Regions from separate parts of the Mus musculus genome. Here region 2 is linked to region 1. Evidence: chromatin loops called from intact Hi-C (ENCODE). Cell type or tissue: left cerebral cortex. All regions are shown on one strand. Links, peaks and the distances in the headings refer to the core of each region. The heading gives the core; the rest is flanking DNA.

Region 1 (9,022 bases), core at 4,007-6,506:
TGATAACATGAGTGCTTTGTAGAGACAGGCTGAGCCCTGGGCCTCACTCTTTATCTAAAACACTTCTGTCTCTCTCCTCTTATAAAATACCAAATAAAAATAGTTCCAGGAAGCCATGTGGTTGAGAAACTCCAGGCGCTGCCTAAGCTCTTAGATCAAGGCTGTTATTGCTGGGCAGCTGGTCATTAATCCAACGTGCCTTTTCTCTGTGCTTTGGTTTTGTACCCTTCTAAAGACACGGATCCCTTTTGTCCTTGGTTGCCCTGAAGACTGCTGCTAGCTGGTAACTGGAAAAAAAAAATAATACCTCGACAGCAGTTGATGTTAAGATGATCTACAGTTATCGGTTGACCGAGGGCTCACTGTGCTCTGGGCTTGTGATGTTAACCAGATGGCTTGGATCTTCAGCTTTAAAACAGGAGAAAGAACACCTACCTTACCAGCTTACTGAGGAGTGAGAGAAAATAGAACAGGAGCAGAATCCCAAAGGGCCATGGTACAGGGAGTACTCCGTCCAGGTCACAAATCAGAGTCCTCACACTCTCCTGGCTGTGCTATGTCTGGGCCATCAAGTGTTAATCTTGGTGTCATATATAGAAAGAAGAATAGTAACCAGTTGACACCTGGAAGCAAGTAACCAGCTGAGAAACCTGGACATGAGACTTTCTAAGAAATAGATGAACTATTTGAGACTATTTATCCAGCATAATTAAGAGTGAAGTATGGCAAGGCCTTAAGTCTTCAAAAAGCCGAAAACTAACATGAGGAAGGATTAATCCTGTTTGCTTTTACTTCTATAAATGTTGATGCTATTGGGCACTGGGAACTGAGGATTCAAAGAAAAATAAAATACAATACCTGTCCTTGAGGCTTGTAGACCTCAAGGACCAAGACAAGGCCAAAGAGGCTCTTCAGAAAGCCATAGAACATACTAGAGAAAGTAGAGAAAAGAGTATTTTGCTAGAAGAGAATGAGCAAGCTTCACTGGGGAAGTAACATTTGAAGGAGCCTTACAGGAAAATCATGATTTCTTTAGGCAGAAAGAGAGGGGCAGGGCATGACGGCAGCAAGCACAATGCACACAAAGACACAAAAGCATCCTTTTGGGAAACCTCGGGGCACTGGAAGAGTGGAGCAAAGTGGGCACGTCAAGTCTTCTTAGAGCCCAGATTGTCAAAGGTCTTGGTTGTTCAACTAAACAGTTTGGACTGTTTACCTCAAGTGGGCATTCAAGAGCCATCAGAGGTGTTCAGCAGGATATTTGATTTTTAAAAGTGAAGCTGTAGCCCAGACGGCTGCCAGGGCTGTACAAAAAAGCTGCATACCAGAGACAGGAAAGACGGAGAACATACACAGTGAACCTTGTGCCTGTCACAGTTGAACTTGAGCCGGTTCTTTAAACTCTCAAAACCTTTTGGGTCTTAAACTTATAAATTGAGATATGGGGAGAACACACCCAAGCTGAGAAAGATGAAACAGGCTTCTGAACATCAACATGACGTATTAAAAGTTTCACATTCTGGAGTTTTGGATTAAGGATGCCCAAGCAGGAAAGTCCATGCTAATATTCCAAAATAGAAGAAACTCCGAAGTCTGAGACTTCTGTTCCCAAGTATTTTAGATAAGAGGTATCCAGCCTGTAAGACACCTACTTTGTAAAGCACTCAACAAAAATGATGTGAGCTGCCCTAGTTTTGGTTTTGTTACTGTGATGAAAGACCTTGACAAAGCCGGGCGTGGTGGCGCACGCCTTTAATCCCAGCACTCGGGAGGCAGAGGCAGGTGGATTTCTGAGTTCGAGGCCAGCCTGGTCTACAAAGTGAGCTCCAGGACAGCCAGGGCTATACAGAGAAACCCTGTCTCGAAAAACCAAAAAAAAAAAAAAAAAGACCTTGACAAAAAGCAACTTAATGGAGAAAGGACTTATTTTAGCTCACAGTTCCAGGCCACACTCCATTACTGGGGCCAGTCAAGGCAGGAACTTGAAGCAGCTAGCACACAGGCAAGAGTGGAGAGAAGTCAATGTGAGTCTGTACAGTTTTTAGTGAGCTTTCTCTGCTCTTATGTGGTCCAAGGCTCGGAACTAGAGAATGCTGTTGTCTACTTCAGGCTAGGTCTTCCCATGGTGATTAAGGCAGTCCATGTAATTCCTGCCGGACATACTCACAGGCCAACCTTTCCATTCCTGCCAGACATACTCACAGGCCAGTCTTTCCCTAGGGAGTTCCTCATTCAGGTGATTTAAAGTGTGTGCTCAGTAAGTGAGCATCGTCACCCTTCCCCTTCCTCCTAAAAGACAGATCAGACAGAGTTCTGCTCATTGAATGGTAGTCAAACAATGGCAGGCATTCCCTTGGAAGGGCTGAATGCACTTGTGAATACATTCAAGAAAGGTGCTTATTTTGTAGAAAGGGAGATGAACGAGCTAAATCTCTGAAATTCATTTCTTGCTCTTAGAGTCCATTTCTGCCACCTTCAGGGTCCTAGTACTGGGGAAATTGCCAAGAGTCTGGGAGATTTTAGTGTTGATCTTGGACCAAAGGGAACTTGTCTTACTTGAGTGAGCATTCATGACTGCAGTGTAGAACCCAGAAAGACCTACTGTAAACTTACCAGTCTCTTGGAAGTAACGATCATACAGAAGCGAGAATGCGGGGTCGGGCTTAGAGGGCTGCACCTCAGAGGTGGAAGTTAAGTTAAGGATTTTGCTCTGTGGGCCTGAATGGGTCATGGCCATGTCTTGGCCTTGATTTCCCCATCAGAATCTAGCTTTGAGAGTCCTTTTAGTTCTAATCATCTTGGATTCTGGGAATCTAAGTTACTAAGATCATGAAACTCTGGCTATATAAACATCAAAAAATTCCAAGTATTCCTGCAGCAACTGTATGATTCCTAGGTTATTCGTGTGCCTCAGTCTCACAGCGTTAATTTCTATCTAACACACTTTTCTAGATGTGTCACGCACACTGGGGGCAAGACTTGCTTGACATTCTTCTTAGAATCAAAATTTGGGAATTCAATGTATTTCAATTCTCAGTGTTAACTCAGCTGCAAATAGGATTATTTCGTATTTCTGGTTGAGAGAGAAAGCACTTTCTCCAGTATGGCACGAAAATAAAAATGTCAGTCATCTGTCACAGAAGAGAGAGATTGTTTTTATCCCTGAGCTAACTTCAGGGCACAGAAGCTGCCTCATTTGGAAGCAGACAAAGACAGAGACTAGGTATAGGACAATGTTGCTTTTGTGCTACGCTTCCCTTCCCGCTCCGGAATATTCCTGCCAGCTCCTCTGACGGAAGCTGTCCCTCCCCATCTCTGGGAGAACAAACACCTCCATTTGCTTTCCTTGCACTTTCGAGTGTTACAGCATTGATCATAGCACATGATGGTTAGTGACTGCCTGTGATTTCAATTCTCCTCAAAAGGAAAAGGCCACTAAAGTTTGGTGACCTTCTGCAGAATGCTGGGTGTGTGTACTTTAAGTCATCCATGTGAAGCTGTTGTTATTTCCTATCTTAACTAAGAAAGGTCAAGTTAAGTGGCTTGGTCAAGGTCAAATGGCCAGTAAGTATCTGAGTCTGGCTTTGAATTAGGTTGTTTTGGGTTACGAAATGTGTTTGGGATTATTCATGCCCTTTTCTTGTTTTCTTGACTTCTCTGTAACCTGAACTCTTAGTATGGGGCCGGCCTTTGGTAGATATCAATTACCATTGTTGAATGACAACCCCATTCTGTTCATTCAGTCGACAAAGATTTCCTGAATGGAGCAAAGCTTTCAGAGAGCTACAACAGAGGGTAATTGGATGGGGATCAAACTAGCCTTTCCTTGACTTGCAGTGAGCTAGAAACATCTGCTTTGAACCAAATGCTCTCATTAGCCTTGTGGGAGACTCTGCTCAGTGGGAGGCTGTGGTACTCTTTTGACAGGGCCAGCTGGCACCATAGACTTATTTAAGCCAAATTAATTTCACATCTTTCTAACAATCTCACTTTAAGGTCCTCATGTCATAGGAGAAGTAGGAGTCAAAAACAAGTGTCACACATTTGAAAAGAGCTATGATAGGGACTGTACAAGACTCTGAGAGCAGAATGGAGGGAGGGATTCATACTGCCTACAAGAATTAGAGGTTCAGTTGTTGTTTTTAAGAGAATTAAGGGAAAATTCAGGGGAAGGTGACATTCCAGCTGAGACCCAAAGGACAATCAGTTTTGTTTATTTTCCAAGGAGAGAAAAGAAAAGGACATTCTTGGGGAAGAACATGCAAAGGGAGGGGAGTGTCCCCTGGAAGCATCAATGGTCCTCTTTGGTGGCACATCAACTATGAGGGGACAATAGCAAGAGAAGAGAGAAGGATTCTTAGTCAGGCCAGGGAGCCCAAGAGTCTTGAATGTCTAAGGATTAAGATTGATTTTGTAGATATCCAAAGACATTCCAGTGTCCCCATGAACTAAGCTTCTAAGTGTCAGCTAAGTTTATATCTTCGTCTCCAAAGTCCTGACACTGAGCAGACTTAGCAGCAGTAGGAATGTGGTGGAAATTGAAATTCTGGATTCTAGTCTTACAGTGCTATTTAATCCCATTGGCTGCTGCCTCTCTTTAGGCTTTCTCTTAAGTAAGGCAAACTAGCGTATATATGTACATATACATGGGCATGGACATGTATATGTCACACACACACACACACACACACACACACACACACACACACACACACACAATTTACTCTGCCTCAAATATGCTCAGTAGTTTTGTCAGTGAAATCCCCCAGAAGGTTTACCTCCACTTCTGCAGTGAGCAGGTTGTTAAGTCAATCACCTATCATCTCACTTCTTTGTTATGCAATTGAGGTTTACATCACTCCTTCCCTGACAGTGTGGAGGGGGGAGGGAAGACTTACTTCTAACTGGTAGACTCAGCATACATGGAAGGATGGAGTGGGTAACAAAGTCCTTTCCCATGAAAGCATGGTACCTGTCTTGCAGAGTCTTAACGCCTGTCTTAGTGCCGTTGTTGGCTTTGAAGAAGTCAGCTACCATGTGCTGGGCTGCCTGTGATGGGAGACCTCCTAGTCAAGGAACAGAACTGAAGGTGGCCTGCCTGTCAGCCAACAAGAAGCCTGACCTGTCCATCCTGCCACTGGAGGAACTGAATTCTGCCCAAACCACAAGCCCTATGGAAGCAGATCTCTCCCTAGCCAAGCACAGAGGAGACCCCAGCCCTGGAAAATGCCTCCATCTGTTCCTGACCCACAGAACCCAGGTCACCGGCATGTGGATTAAGTCTCTGAGCTTGTGGTAGTTTGCTGTAGAAGTGCATTCGATTCCTGACCAGCAGCCTAATGGTTTGTTTATAACTCCATGCTGCCTCCCTGTGGCAATCTCCAATTAGTAGCTGTGTGTATCTGTGTGTGTGCTTTTAGGTTTTTTTGTTTGCTTGTTTTTTTTGTTTTTCGAGACAGGGTTTCTCTGTGTCACCCTGGCTGTCCTGGAACTCACTCTGTAGACCAGGCTGGCCTCGAACTCAGAAATCCACCTGCCTCTCAAGTGCTGGGATTAAGAGCGCCATCACTGCCCGGCTTGTTTTTTGTTTTTATTTTCCTTTGTGTGGCTTGTACCTTCTTATGATAGGTGTTAACTTGATGGCCTATAGGATGCTTACATACCTGATTGAGTTTTATTCCTGGGTATGCCTATAATGGTGTTTCCAGAGGAGACCAGTATTAGGATTGACTAAAGCAGAGCCACCCCCACCCTCTGCCCTGCCCCTCCCCAGTGTGTCTGGGCAGCGTGCATGCTGTTGAGGGTCAGAAGAGAACAGAGAGGCAGAGGGAGATTACTCGGAGCTGGGACACTGACACTCTCCTGCCTTTGGTGCTCTTGTTCCTCAGACTTTAAGATCTGGACTGAAATGAGCTACACAAGTAGGAGTCCTGTGTCTCCAGATATTACACAGTGGAGTGTGGAGCTCTTCAGCATCCAAGACCTTACTAGTCTGTCTGTCTGTCTGTCTGTCTGTCTGTCCTGTTATTCTTCTGCCCATCTTCCCTATTGGTTCTCTTCTCTGGAGAACCCTGACACTTAGGGTTTATATTCAGTATTCACATTTAAAATCCCTGCTCAACAAGAAATACTTAGTAATTTTCAGCACAGCCAGAGACAGTCCTCAGAACGCTGAGAAGAGCCACTAGCAAGAATGAGCTAGCTGAGGAAAGGACATCTACCCAGTGCTATGTAAGCAGTTAGCTTTCACTGCATTCTGCTTGGTTTTCTCAAACCTCTGAGGCTGGTTTTATAGAGGGAGAAACAGAGTCCTGGAGAGGTTAGGGGACTTATCTTTTATTACACACATCAAATTAATTAGATCCAGGCTCTAACTTAGTTCTTCTACCTTCAAACGGCTTAACCAACTAAGAGTCTCCCATGCATTTCCATGTATTATAATAGATCCTTTCAGAAGATCTAGCAGGCAAACTCACCCCTAAAGTTCTAAAGGTGATGTGGGCAGGAGTCTGTCTGATTCCAACGTCTGTGCATCACTGGGTTTCTAACATCACCTCAGAGGAATAGAACCAAGATGGAGACTCTAGCTTCCCCTACCTTCAGCTAGCATACGGCAGGCATTCTGGAAATAGAGACAGAATTTTATCTTCTTTGATGGTCTAACCTTTTCTGTGTGTAGCTGAGGTGTCCCTTGATATGACAGAGTGGATAAAAAATGTTGTGACAACCAAACTCAGACACCAAAGTATCATCTTAGGAGACCTGGTAGAAAATGCAGATCCCAGGGTCCCCCTCTATAAGCTCCTGGCTCAGAACAGCCCAGCAAACATTGTCACTAGGATCCTCTGGTGGTTCTGATACCTACAGTCACAGACCACATGAATATTAATGGAAAATTCACAGTTTGCCTGTTCTCTGACAGGAGTTCTTCCCAAGCAACCCCACTCATACTTATTATCCCTTCTCCTGTGGAGAGAAGAAGCCAATGGTGTGCTGGCAAATGTTTGAAAATTGAGCCTTTTTTAACAACCCAAAGTAAAAAAGGACAAAGGAATCCTGTCTGTAGCATTTGCTGACATCTACAGTGGAGAGTCATACACCAAGGCTGATGTAGCTATCGCTAGGCCTTCCCTTAACACTGGACAAAGTAGAAGCAACTGGCTCCCCTCCCATTGGTGGAAACCCAGACAGAAGCAGGGCCTCACTTCCTCTGGACCCAGTTTCTTTACAGAGTGAGAATTCATGAAGGACAAGGGTGCTGTCCTCAGAACAGTGTTACCTGTTAGCCTGTGGGTTATGTATAGGGCCGGGGGAGGCTGCATTGAGGCAGTTGGGTTGCCTGGAAAGGGTGGGCCAGCTCTCTCATCCCTTCTTTCTGGGTGTGGAGGTGCTCACAGCCTGGATAGAGCAGGCAGGGAATGAGGGCACAGTCCTGCTTGGCATGTCCTCCACACTTAACTCTGTGGACTTACTTCCTTGTCTCCTAGCTGGGAGACAGATATAGTACTCTACCTCCAGGGTAGTCACGGAGGAATCAATGATACAGACTGGCAGGCAGATAGGTTCCTACAAATATTCACCTCTCCTTGTCCTGCTTTCTTTTCCTGCCCATGGAAGTGATTGCCCAGATTTTGCTAGAGACTGGTTAGACCAGGGGCTCCATGTCTCTAATCCCCAGGTTAGTAATTTACCCACTCTGTATAATCTAAAGAAAAGATCTTGTGACCAAAAAAAAGTGTATATGTGCAAGTTTCTATCTGTTCCTCCATTATTATATGGCACAGGGATGAGCATCTACCATTTAAATCTTTTCTAACATTTCACACCAAGGCTTCCCAGAAACACATCCTGTAGTCAAAGCTGCGTGATCCCACACTGTACAAAGGCCAGGGCACACCATGGGAGCGTGTGCTGGCAGAGGGTGGAGGTAACTCTATAGTTAGTGGTCTTTTTAATTTTTATCTAAGAGAGGGAAGACTGGAGCAGGGCTGAAGCTGTAATTGGTAGAGCCCTGGAGACACCCCTTTTGCTCAGGGGAGGAGATGTTTGATCGTTTTAATAATCTTGACCAGTGTTCTGGTCCCTGTCAGTGCTCAGGCAGTTACAAGATGATATCGTTTGTCTCTATGTATTGTAATAATAACAATTTTATCTGTCTTGGTGTTCTGTGAACTCCTGAATATTCCCTAGGAGGATCCCGCAGCCTGGCCATGAGTGCTGGGCCAGCAAACCCTTGGCATGGCCACCTTTTCCTCCATATTCCCACGGCATCAGCTGAGGTCTTAGGCACAATCGCACACTTCACCACATCTCAGCCCCATGGTGACTCTGGGAAGACCTTTGTCTCTGTTTTATGGAGGAGTGGCTTTTCCAATTCATGCTGTTGCACAAATGACAGAGTCTGGCCAGGTCCGTGGTGGTGCACACGTTTAGTCCTAGCTCTCCAGAGGCAGGTGGATCTCTGTTGAGTCTAAGGCCAGGCCAGTTACATAGTAAAACCCTGTCTAAAAACAAACAAACAAACAAACAAACAAACAAACAAACCAGTGTCAGGGGACATGTCAATAGAAAGTCCAGGAACACCCTAAGTCTTCCTTCTTGGTCCGGAAGTGCTGTTGCTGTTGACTGGTCTGGCACACCCTGTCCAGGCTCTGACTCGCAGCCATGTTCATCAGCACAGTTCTGTGGAGTTTGAGAGGGTGATGGTCTTGAGCTGCAGGCTTTCTAGTGACTCCCCAGTGTGCCTGAGAACAGGTGGCTCTCTTCCCTTACACCTCCGTTTCTTGCCTTCCATCCTTCCCCTCCCTTCTTTTCTTTCCTCTTCTGTTTCTCCCCAGCCCTGCCCCCAGTACAGGATGGAATTTCGAGTCTCCGACTTGCTGGGAAAATGCTACACCTTGGAGCTATGCCCCCAACCCCTCAGTTTCTTCTTCTAATGCCCTCAGAGCTCCTCACTCGGGACACCTGAGAAGAAGTACTTGGGTGGATGAGGAAGTGTGGTGTGTGGACGAATGGCTGTCTG
Region 2 (9,022 bases), core at 4,338-6,837, 130 kb before region 1:
GTCAGGAAAGCAATTGACGCTAAGAACAGCAGTCTACAAGTTAGAAGACCTACTGTTCTCAGCTTCTGTGACTTCTAAAACAGCCCCTGAAGGAGGGGACTGAGGCCTAGAGAGGTGAAGTGACTAGCTTAAGACTACCCAGCTAAGGAGGGGACGAGTTAGTGCCTTATCCTTGACTTGCCTGCTCCCTTTTCTGTAGAGAGCTGACCTCAGGGCCCTCACCTCCACACTCAGGAAAGACAGACAAACTGTATTAGTCTGAGGATGACAGGGTCAGGTAGAGAGGATCTATAAGGGAGCAGGGTAGAATACTTATGTCTGATCTTCTGAATTAACGAAATAAGACTTGAATTCTTTTTTGAGATAAGCAATCTAGAGCTCATCAGATAGAATCCAGCCTTAGAGGTTCTTCATGTACAAGAGTTGAGTATGACCTGGCCCGTGGCATGTGTAAAGAGGGGAGAGCTGACCCACAGAGCCATGTGCGCTAAGGAGGGGAGAGAGCCTATCCCAAGGCATTCCTGCTGGACCCAGACCCTGCCGTGGTGGAGATGACAATCACAGGGACTCCCCACGTACCTGGGGAATGATTTAGTTTCCAAAATGACTCCACATCCCTTCTTTCCTTTTTTCCTTTTAACACTCCTGTGGAAAGACCAGGTTGACATGAGACTTTCCATTCTTCATGGGGAGCACTTTGCACATAGAGACAACTTATCCATATCTCAAGGCAAGGAAACTGAGGTAGCCATGTCTCAGCTACATCTCTGTGTGACAGCTCTTTCTACTTCATTTTACCCCCTGCTAGGGTAAACACAGGGAGCATGTCTGTCTCAGCCTCATGAAATCTCTCTTATAAAGTCACCTTTTACTTCTTGTTACTGCAATCTTTTTTTTATTTTTCTACACTTTACACACTCTGTGCTGAGGGAGGCTAGGGTTTGAGGATAGTACATCCTTCTGGCTTCCTGTTGGTATTTCTTGATCACCTTCCTATGAAAGTCATGTGCTTCAGAGGCTAAGCTCATATCCAACCATCTGTTCTTTTTGAACACTTATTTATCAATAAAGCTCTGTGTTACATTCCCATATTAAAGAGGTTTTGGTGCATAGCTCACTATTTTGGGCCACCCCGTGGGGCAATCCATTCAACTCTCATACCTCCAGTGACTTTCACCTCTCTTCTACTTCAGATATCTACTGCTAAGGTATCTGTCTGGTGTTTATCAGCATTTGGAACAAACGCTTCAGAATTTTAACCATGCTCTTCTCTGATACCAACTGGTCATCTTTCTAGCTCTCTCTCAGAGCTGTTATATTACAATGCTTAGCTGCCAATGATCCCCACTAAGTTCCTTCTGGTTCCACTGAATTCTTTATGCACTGTCCTCCTTCCTGGTTCTTGCCTTACTAGCACACCATACAACCTTGATTTCCAAACTGTCTTGCCTCACCTCCTATAAGAGACTCTAAGAAACAAAAGAAATCCATAGCTTTTACAAATTAGTCTCTACCCACAGCTGGCCCCTGAGATTTCTGGCAAACATTCTTTTCTTTACCCACTGTCTTTCATTGTCTATATGACTGGTCTACTCTCTCCCCACTCCTAAAGCCTTCCCTCCCTGTTCAGTCCTTTCGATGTTCAGTGCTGGCAGTCTTCTTCCTGTGCCAAAGAAAGTGTATCTTCCAATCCATAGCCTGTGCTCTGGACTCCCACTACTTCCCACCATTCCTTTCTTCTCTGCCTTAACCTCTCACAAGTTCAAGTTATCTATTGGCAATCATGCCCAAGTGCTGTACTCAATAAGAATTTCTTTGGACTCACAGGTTCTCTCACCTGTCTTTATTTTGATCAATTCTCCCTTGATATTTTCTCAATTCATCGCAATACCCTCACCATGTCTCTTGATAAGATTACCAACTACCTACCAATTACTGAGTTGTGTAGGTATTCCTCAGGTCTGCTGCTAAACATTCTTGGAGTGTCCAGCCACCATCCAACCAATGCCCCCTTCTCCTCACACTGGGGGCCTTTCCTGCTGTGCAATCCCCTGTTTCTGCTCCCACTTTTCCCACTTGGCCTACTAGGCACCCATCTTTGGTAAGCTGCTCTTCTCATCCCACCTTTCCTCCTGGGAACTCATTACTTGTAAAGTTTCAACAGTAATTGATGAATGGTCCCAAACCCTTAAGCACTGCACTCTTCCTATGAATCTGACCTGCACCAGCCGCTGTCTGCTGTCTACTCCAAGATGACTCATGCCCCTCCCTCCCTTCCATCTCTAGGTCTTCTGTAGTGAATGGCACCATTCAGCAAACTGTATCTAGATCTCTAAACCTAGGAGACAGTCCCACTTCCTCCTTCCTCACTGTAAACCTAGGAGACAGTCCCCACTTCCTCCTTCCTCACTGTCTTCAAGCTTTTCTAAATTAATCTAGTGAGAAGTTTCTAACACTATCCTAATTTTCAGGCTGTTTTCACTTCGGTTCTGGCCCATTCTCTCTAGTCTTGTCCCTCAAGTCCAGGTTCAAGCCAGCACTCCGTTATTCAGATAGAGTTCTGTTTGTGTCTTGCCTCTGATTACCACTGGTAGCCTAGCTCTGCCAGCATGATCAACTCTAAACTCATCAGTTTGGAAGTTTTCCATACTATAAGCCCTAACTCTGACACTGTTTCAGCAATGCCAAAGCCATACAGTCCTCATGCGGCTGATTCTATGCTCTGCCTTTAGCTCCATTCTGTCCCTTTTTGTTCTAAGTCTTTGGCTCCCAATTTATGGGGTTTTTTTTTGTTTGTTTGTTTGTTTGTTTTTAAACCAAGCCCAGAATACCAATAACATCGCAGATGGCTGGGCAAGGCACAAAGGTGAGTATAGCCCCAGTCCTAACACCCAGTAGGGCAGCAAAACTAGTTCCCCTTAGTACTCTCTGATCCCAGGAACAAGGGAAGGAAGGGCAAAGTCATGAGGCCCACAGAGCCCTAATCAGCTTACCCTTAGAGCAGAGCCTACGCACAGCAGAGACAGTGCTTAATGGGAGGCCACAGGAGGGAAGCAAGGGCCGATAGCCAGGAGTCCGAAGGTTTTGGGATGTGCTGACAAGGTTGGCAGGCTTCAAGGCAGAATCCATCAGGTCTGAGTGTGTCTCCAAGGACCGGGCCAGGCTATTCCCCAGGACAAAGGTTTCACCTGGAAAATAATAAAACCAGAGTTAAAGTAGGGACTAGCTTGGAGGGACTGGCAGAATGCTGGCTCCAGGTACCTTCCTGAGTGGAACAAGAGGCAGCAAGACATAAAGCCCTACAAGGACTCAGGACACCTGTGTATCACTCCTGTTTCTGGCTCAGGAGCTCAGGACTTGGATTCCTCCCTGGACTCTCTTTCTAGACTGTTCCTTTTGGCCTGAGATAGTAGTAGTTCTTCCTTTTCTGGATAAGGACAACTGAAAAGGAATAGAGTTACTTTAGGCGGAAGATAATTCTTTAGTCCTAAGATGCTACAATGAGGATAAGGGCTGTGGGAAGGATGCAAATGCTCAGAGGAGGCTTCTGGATGTGTGTGCCCATGCACACACACGTCGAGGCCAGAGGATCCTGAGTGTCTTCCTCTAGCATTTTCTGCTTCATTCTCTTGAGACAGGATTTGTCACTGAGCCTGAAGTTCACTGTTTTTTGAACTAGGCTAGCTGGCTAGTGAGATCCCAAGATCTGCTTGTCCTTGACCCCCAATGTTGGAGTTACTAGCACATATAGCCACAATTACTTTTTAACGTGGGCAGTAGGGATTCAAACTCAAATCCTCACTATTTCAGAGCACGTGCTTTTAATTACTGAGCCAGTAAATCCCGACAGGAGGGTTCTTTAGAAGCAGATGCTGATCAGCAGGACATCTCAGAAATACTCCATGACAGCTGATTAGAAGCCTGTCTGCAGAGAACCTGTTCCTTCGATGCCCCTAGTCCTTTATCTGTACTGACCTTGTTCCACAGAAACATTCCAAGAAGCCAGGGGAGCTCAGGCACAGGGACTCAGATCAGGGTAAGAACTTGACTCTGACACTTAGCAGACTGCTTCTTACTACACTGTGGGAAACCCTGAGACGTTTATCCACACACAGGAAGCCTTCCAAGGGGTTTGTGAACATCTGAAAGCCTTTGAGAAGGGAATCCCATGACAATTATGCACCTCTATGGACAATATCAGACAGCAGGACCCAGTCACCAGGTTGTGGATCTAACCTAAAGCTTAGGATGGTATACTGACTAGTCTTATGCAACTTGATACAACCTCGAGTTATAGGATAGGAGAGACTTTCGGTTGAGAATGCCTCCATAAGATCATTTTGATGGGGGAGGGCCCAGCCCACTGTGCACCGTGCCGCTCCTGGGCTGGTGGTCGTGGGTTCTATTAGAAAGCAGGCTGAATAAGCCATGCGGAATATAATATTCTCTAGATTCAGTGGTTCTCTGACCTCTACTTGAAAAAAACTGCTCATCTACCCACCCTCAATGACTGACTGTTCTCGTAGAAGATTTTTGGCAAATATGTCACTGTTGAGAGTTCTAATGGCTAAAATGCCCTCTTTTTTTTTTTTTTTTAAAGCTGAAATCTGTCTTCTTACAAATTGTCCCCCATGTTCTACTCTCTGTACTCTGAGTCTTGCCTGTCTTCCCAGGTTCCTCTGGGAGTATTTGTTACCCATGACTTTTCTCCATATTTATTTCCCACCCTTTCCCCTTTCCTCGCTCACTTGCTTGCTACCTTCCACTAGGAATGCTTGTAAGGTACCTCCTTGCAGTAAGATCTAGAGAAGAGCTGCCTTTTATTGATGGTGTGTATACACAGCAAGGACCTCATTTCTGCCCGCTGATATCCAGCAGAGCAGTGGCACAGCCTCATTTGTCCAACATCACAGCAGAAAAGCTAATTTACACTACCACGATGGCTAGAGAGCTTCCATCTCTGTCTGGATAGATAAGCAAGCTGACTCCCAGAAAAAGGGCGCTGAGGATGGATGGATGATTATGCCAGAAACAACTCAAGTCACTGAGTACTGGGAACAAAGGAACTACTTCCCCTAGCACATGGCAGCCCAGAAATCTCAAAGCAGCAGATCTAGAAGTTAATGCAAGGTAGATTCCAATCATAGCTAATGTCAATAGCCATAGTAACTAGCTGAATTAAAATAAATGTCCTGCCTCATGTTGCCATTATTTTAGGGAATCCAAAGGAGCCCCTTCACATGCCTGGTACTTGACCCAGAACACGTAACGCTGCAGAAGGGATTCTACTGTTAGCCTGCTCTCACTCAGGAGTCCTCTCATCCACTGCCTTTCATGCTCTTTGCTGATCATAAGCAGCTGGGCTGGAGCATCTCTGATCCATGCTTTCTCTCTTAGCTTCAGAGTGCAGGAGTTGAGTGAGTCTGTATTACCTCTGTCTCCTAAAATCCAATATGGAATCTGTCAAAGAGTGAGGATTTATAAATGTTTGATGACCTAAAGCTAAAATGCCTGGACTGGGTTCTTCAAAATGCCAATCAGAGAAGACAGAAAGAGTAGAGAACAGCTCTAGATAAAAGAAGATTAATAGACAGGAGAGTAAAAGGCACCAAATGATCCAATAAAAATCTCTTACTGGATTCTAAATTATAGAAAACAAAGCAAAACAAAAACAGCTACAATAGACATCATTGAGATGACTGGGAAATTTTTCATCTGGATGATATAATAGCCCAGGAGTATTTTATTTACATTTATTTTCTTTTTAAAGATTTATTTCTTTATTTTATTTACATGAGTGCACTGTAGCTGTCTTCAGACACCCCAGAAGAGGGCATCAGATCCCATTACAGATGGTTGTGAGACAACATGTAGATCTCTCCAGCCCCTACATTTCTTGAATACAAAAATTAATGTTCTTCTTTCTGCCCTTCCACCACCCTTTCTGCCTCCCACTTTCCCTTCTTCCCTCTTCACTCTTTCTGACGCAGGGTTTCACTGTGTACCTCAGGCTACCCTTTAACGTGTGAACCTCTCCCCTCAAATTCCTGAGGGCTGGGATTACAGGTATGTGCCTGTATTCTATGCTCTTTAAAAGAGGTATGTAGAAAAATATTTTTTTTAAGATTTATTTATTATTGTATCTAAGTACACTGTAGCTGTCTTCAGATGCACCAGAAGAGGGCGTCAGATCTCATTATGGGTGGTTGTGAGCCACCATGTGGTTGCTGGGATTTGAACTCAGGACCTTCGGAAGAGCAGTCGGTGCTCTTAACCACTGAGCCATCTCTCCAGCCCCTAGAAAAATATTTTACTTGTTAGCTGGGCCATGGTGGCACCTGGGAAGAAGAGGCAGGTAGATCTCTGTGAGTTCAAGGGCAGCATGGTCTATAGTCCTAGTTCCAGGGCCACACAAAGAAATCCTGTCTTGAAAAACCAAAACAAACAATCAAGATAAAATTTCACTTGCAGTTAATTCTTGTGTGTTAAATAAACAAAAGTCATGTACATAGATATGTATTAAATATATAGATACCAGTATATGTGTGAACAGTGCAACAGAGCAAATGCTACAAAAAGTTAAAAGTGACTCTTCGTGAAGATGCGTTTTACTTTTGTTGTAATTTTTCTATAGGTTTGAAAGTTTCTAAAATAGAGCAGTGAGAACAGTAAATCTCAGTTCAGGTAAGGAAACTTAACAGGATATGAACTTTTGATGGTTCTCTGTTACATTGTAAGTACATGGTCAGCTGAGCCAAGTCCACAGATGTCGTAGGGCAAGGTGGTGGCAAGGCAGGAAGGGGAAAGGGCTCCAGGAAATGTGGGGGAATGGCAACAAAACAGGTTTAAAGGAAAAACAAACAAAAAAAGCTACAGATACTAATGGGGCTCTGCAGAGGGCCGGTAAATAACCAGAAAAATATAGGTGCCAATGAGGTATCAGAGCAGAGGAACAGGCAGGCAGAGAAGACAAGCTACAGAGAGGAGGAGTCAGAAGTCTAGACAAAGGCCTGGCTTGTCTGGGCACAGTTAAAACTACTAGTAAGAAGTAAACAGAAGGCAGGATGCAAGTAGACAACATGCTGAAACCTCCCATGAAGAACAGCTTGGTGGGCAGAGAGGCTCAGAGTTGGTGCAGCCTGTCTGACATGGGGTTGATGGGACACAGTCACAGCTAGAAAGGGTACCCCTACTCTTCTTCATGACTAGAGGCCCACTGCGGGCATGCCCCCAGCAGCCGCTGTACTTTCCCAGTTCATGAGGGGCAGTGTTCTAAGTTTCTTCTCTTTGTGCAGCTCCCTCTCATGCACCTCCTCTTTCAGATTTCCAGTCAGGCCTTTCATTAGGGAAACAGAGCCCAGGGCTCCCAAATGACAATGGCTGAGAATATTTAACACGTTGTCTTTGTCTGTTCCAACTCCAGCCTATCCAATACAACATTCTAACTGAAGGACTGTTCTTATAGGTTCTGATGTTTAAAAAAAAAAAAAAAGCAATTTAGAGCAGGTAGTTTAAGAAGTTTCCTCTGAAGAAAAGAACCACCTGAGAGGCATGAGACAGCTGCAGGGCCCAGATGTTTGGTTGACATGCAGGCAAAGGAGTAGTTTAGGTATCTTTTCACCTCAAATCACATAAGCAATCCTCATTTGTGGCAGAAGTATAGAGGGGTCAGAGGAGACTGGTTGTGTGGTCTCTTCCCTGAGTACATTCTCTAGAAGTGATACTTTCGTCAGAAGTCTTTTCATTAAGAGTCTGATGAAAAGACATCAGGAAAGGGAGTGTGGGAGTGAGACCCATGCAGAAGCCCCAGGCACCTTTCAGACTCACGAACCTGAGATAGACAGAGTAGCCCCAGGCTGACGTACCTCCTCTCTACTCAGGGCACCATCACAGGTGTCTTTTAAAGAACAATTCCTCCCATTTAACAGCAACCTACCTCTCTCTGTTTGGACCAAGCTTTCCTCCCTCCCTCGGTTCTGTGTCCTGTATTCCAGATCAGAGCTGCCGAGCTCCACTCATTCTTCAAGCACTCTGGGAAGTGCTTAGTCACTGACCTAGCCACGTGGCATCCGCTTTCTCATTGTGGCTCTGGTATGTTAACTAAAAAGTTATTTTCCAGCCTAGTTGGAAACAGCAGGAACTTGAATGGACTTGTTAGACTGGCAATGCTAGAAGTTAGGGCCACATGCCAAAGAAAAGAATGGATGGCCAATCAAAAGGAACAACTTCCTCCATCTCTAGCCTAAGAGTAAACCTTGTAGCTAGCAAAGGAGAGCTGCATGAGGCCTCTGATTCATACTGAGAGATGTGCTGGGGCTTCTTGGGCTGCACAGAAGGAACCCATAGGACAACTTCTCGAGACAGGGGTCCAGAGGAAAGAGAGATTCTAGAGTGACAGCAAAATTCTGAAGACTTAAAGTGGCAGAAACCCAAAACCCCCTAGATTAACCCAGATGTGGCAAGGGTAAAGGGCAGAAACCAGATCTCCGGAGTGTGGGTGCTAGGCTCGCAGGCGCTCCTGGCTGCACAGCCACAGCTCAGCCCAGTCCCCATCCCAGCTCCTACCTGGTAGGTACCTGTCGTGGTTGTGATTATACTCTGTGGCAGTGAGTGATAAGTGAGTCTGTGTAAAGGGCTGGTTGCCAAACAGATTGTCACTTCGAAGGTTGTGGCAGAGCTTCTCCAGGAAACGGAGGACATAGGTGATGCTGTTGACTGCTGGGAGGTTCAGAGTGTGCTGTTCCCGGTCAAACACGGCTGTGGAGTCAAGTACACAAAGAAGTAAGTTGTACAACGATGGGTCGTGCCGGCTGGAGAAGCTCAGCTCATGTGTGTCTTAGGCTTGGCAGGTTACAAAAGGCAGTGCCAGGCTGCTTGCCCACTTGTTTTCTTCCTGCTCTTTTCCTTGCTCAAGGGCTTTGATTTTTGCCTCTAACTCCAAAGGGCGTGTAATCATGGGAGTGCCAGGCCAGGTCTGTTGCACCCTCAGGGCTCTGGTGTGGTCTGACTCAACCTGTGCAAA

The links. Peaks named below come from ENCODE experiments on the same cell type or tissue, not always from the same donor. Only the 100,000 strongest peaks of a DNase experiment are listed, where the experiment ranks them.
Region 2: a loop joins it to region 1, with 2.6 times the contacts of the local background. A loop is called at or near these places in 7 of 42 quality-filtered maps.

What each region holds. Positions count from the first base shown.
Region 1 is chr4:120,384,002-120,393,023 of GRCm38, reverse strand. It overlaps Gm36574 (a long non-coding RNA gene), which reads left to right. Exons shown (of 9, transcript XR_868086.1): 3 at 4,984-5,342. Among named protein-coding and RNA genes, the nearest start is that of Gm36574, 8.7 kb to the left of the region's middle. RefSeq lists an enhancer at 1-1,421. In left cerebral cortex, for the core only: a CTCF peak has its summit at 5,376 (motif pointing left); a DNase peak (open chromatin) is centred at 5,345.
Region 2 is chr4:120,516,621-120,525,642 of GRCm38, reverse strand. It overlaps Scmh1 (sex comb on midleg homolog 1), which reads right to left. Exons shown (of 18, transcript NM_001379185.1): 14 at 8,566-8,757; 15 at 2,994-3,188; 16 at 580-645. Among named protein-coding and RNA genes, the nearest start is that of Slfnl1, 11 kb to the left of the region's middle. In left cerebral cortex, for the core only: a CTCF peak has its summit at 5,831 (motif pointing right); no DNase peak of the experiment used is centred there.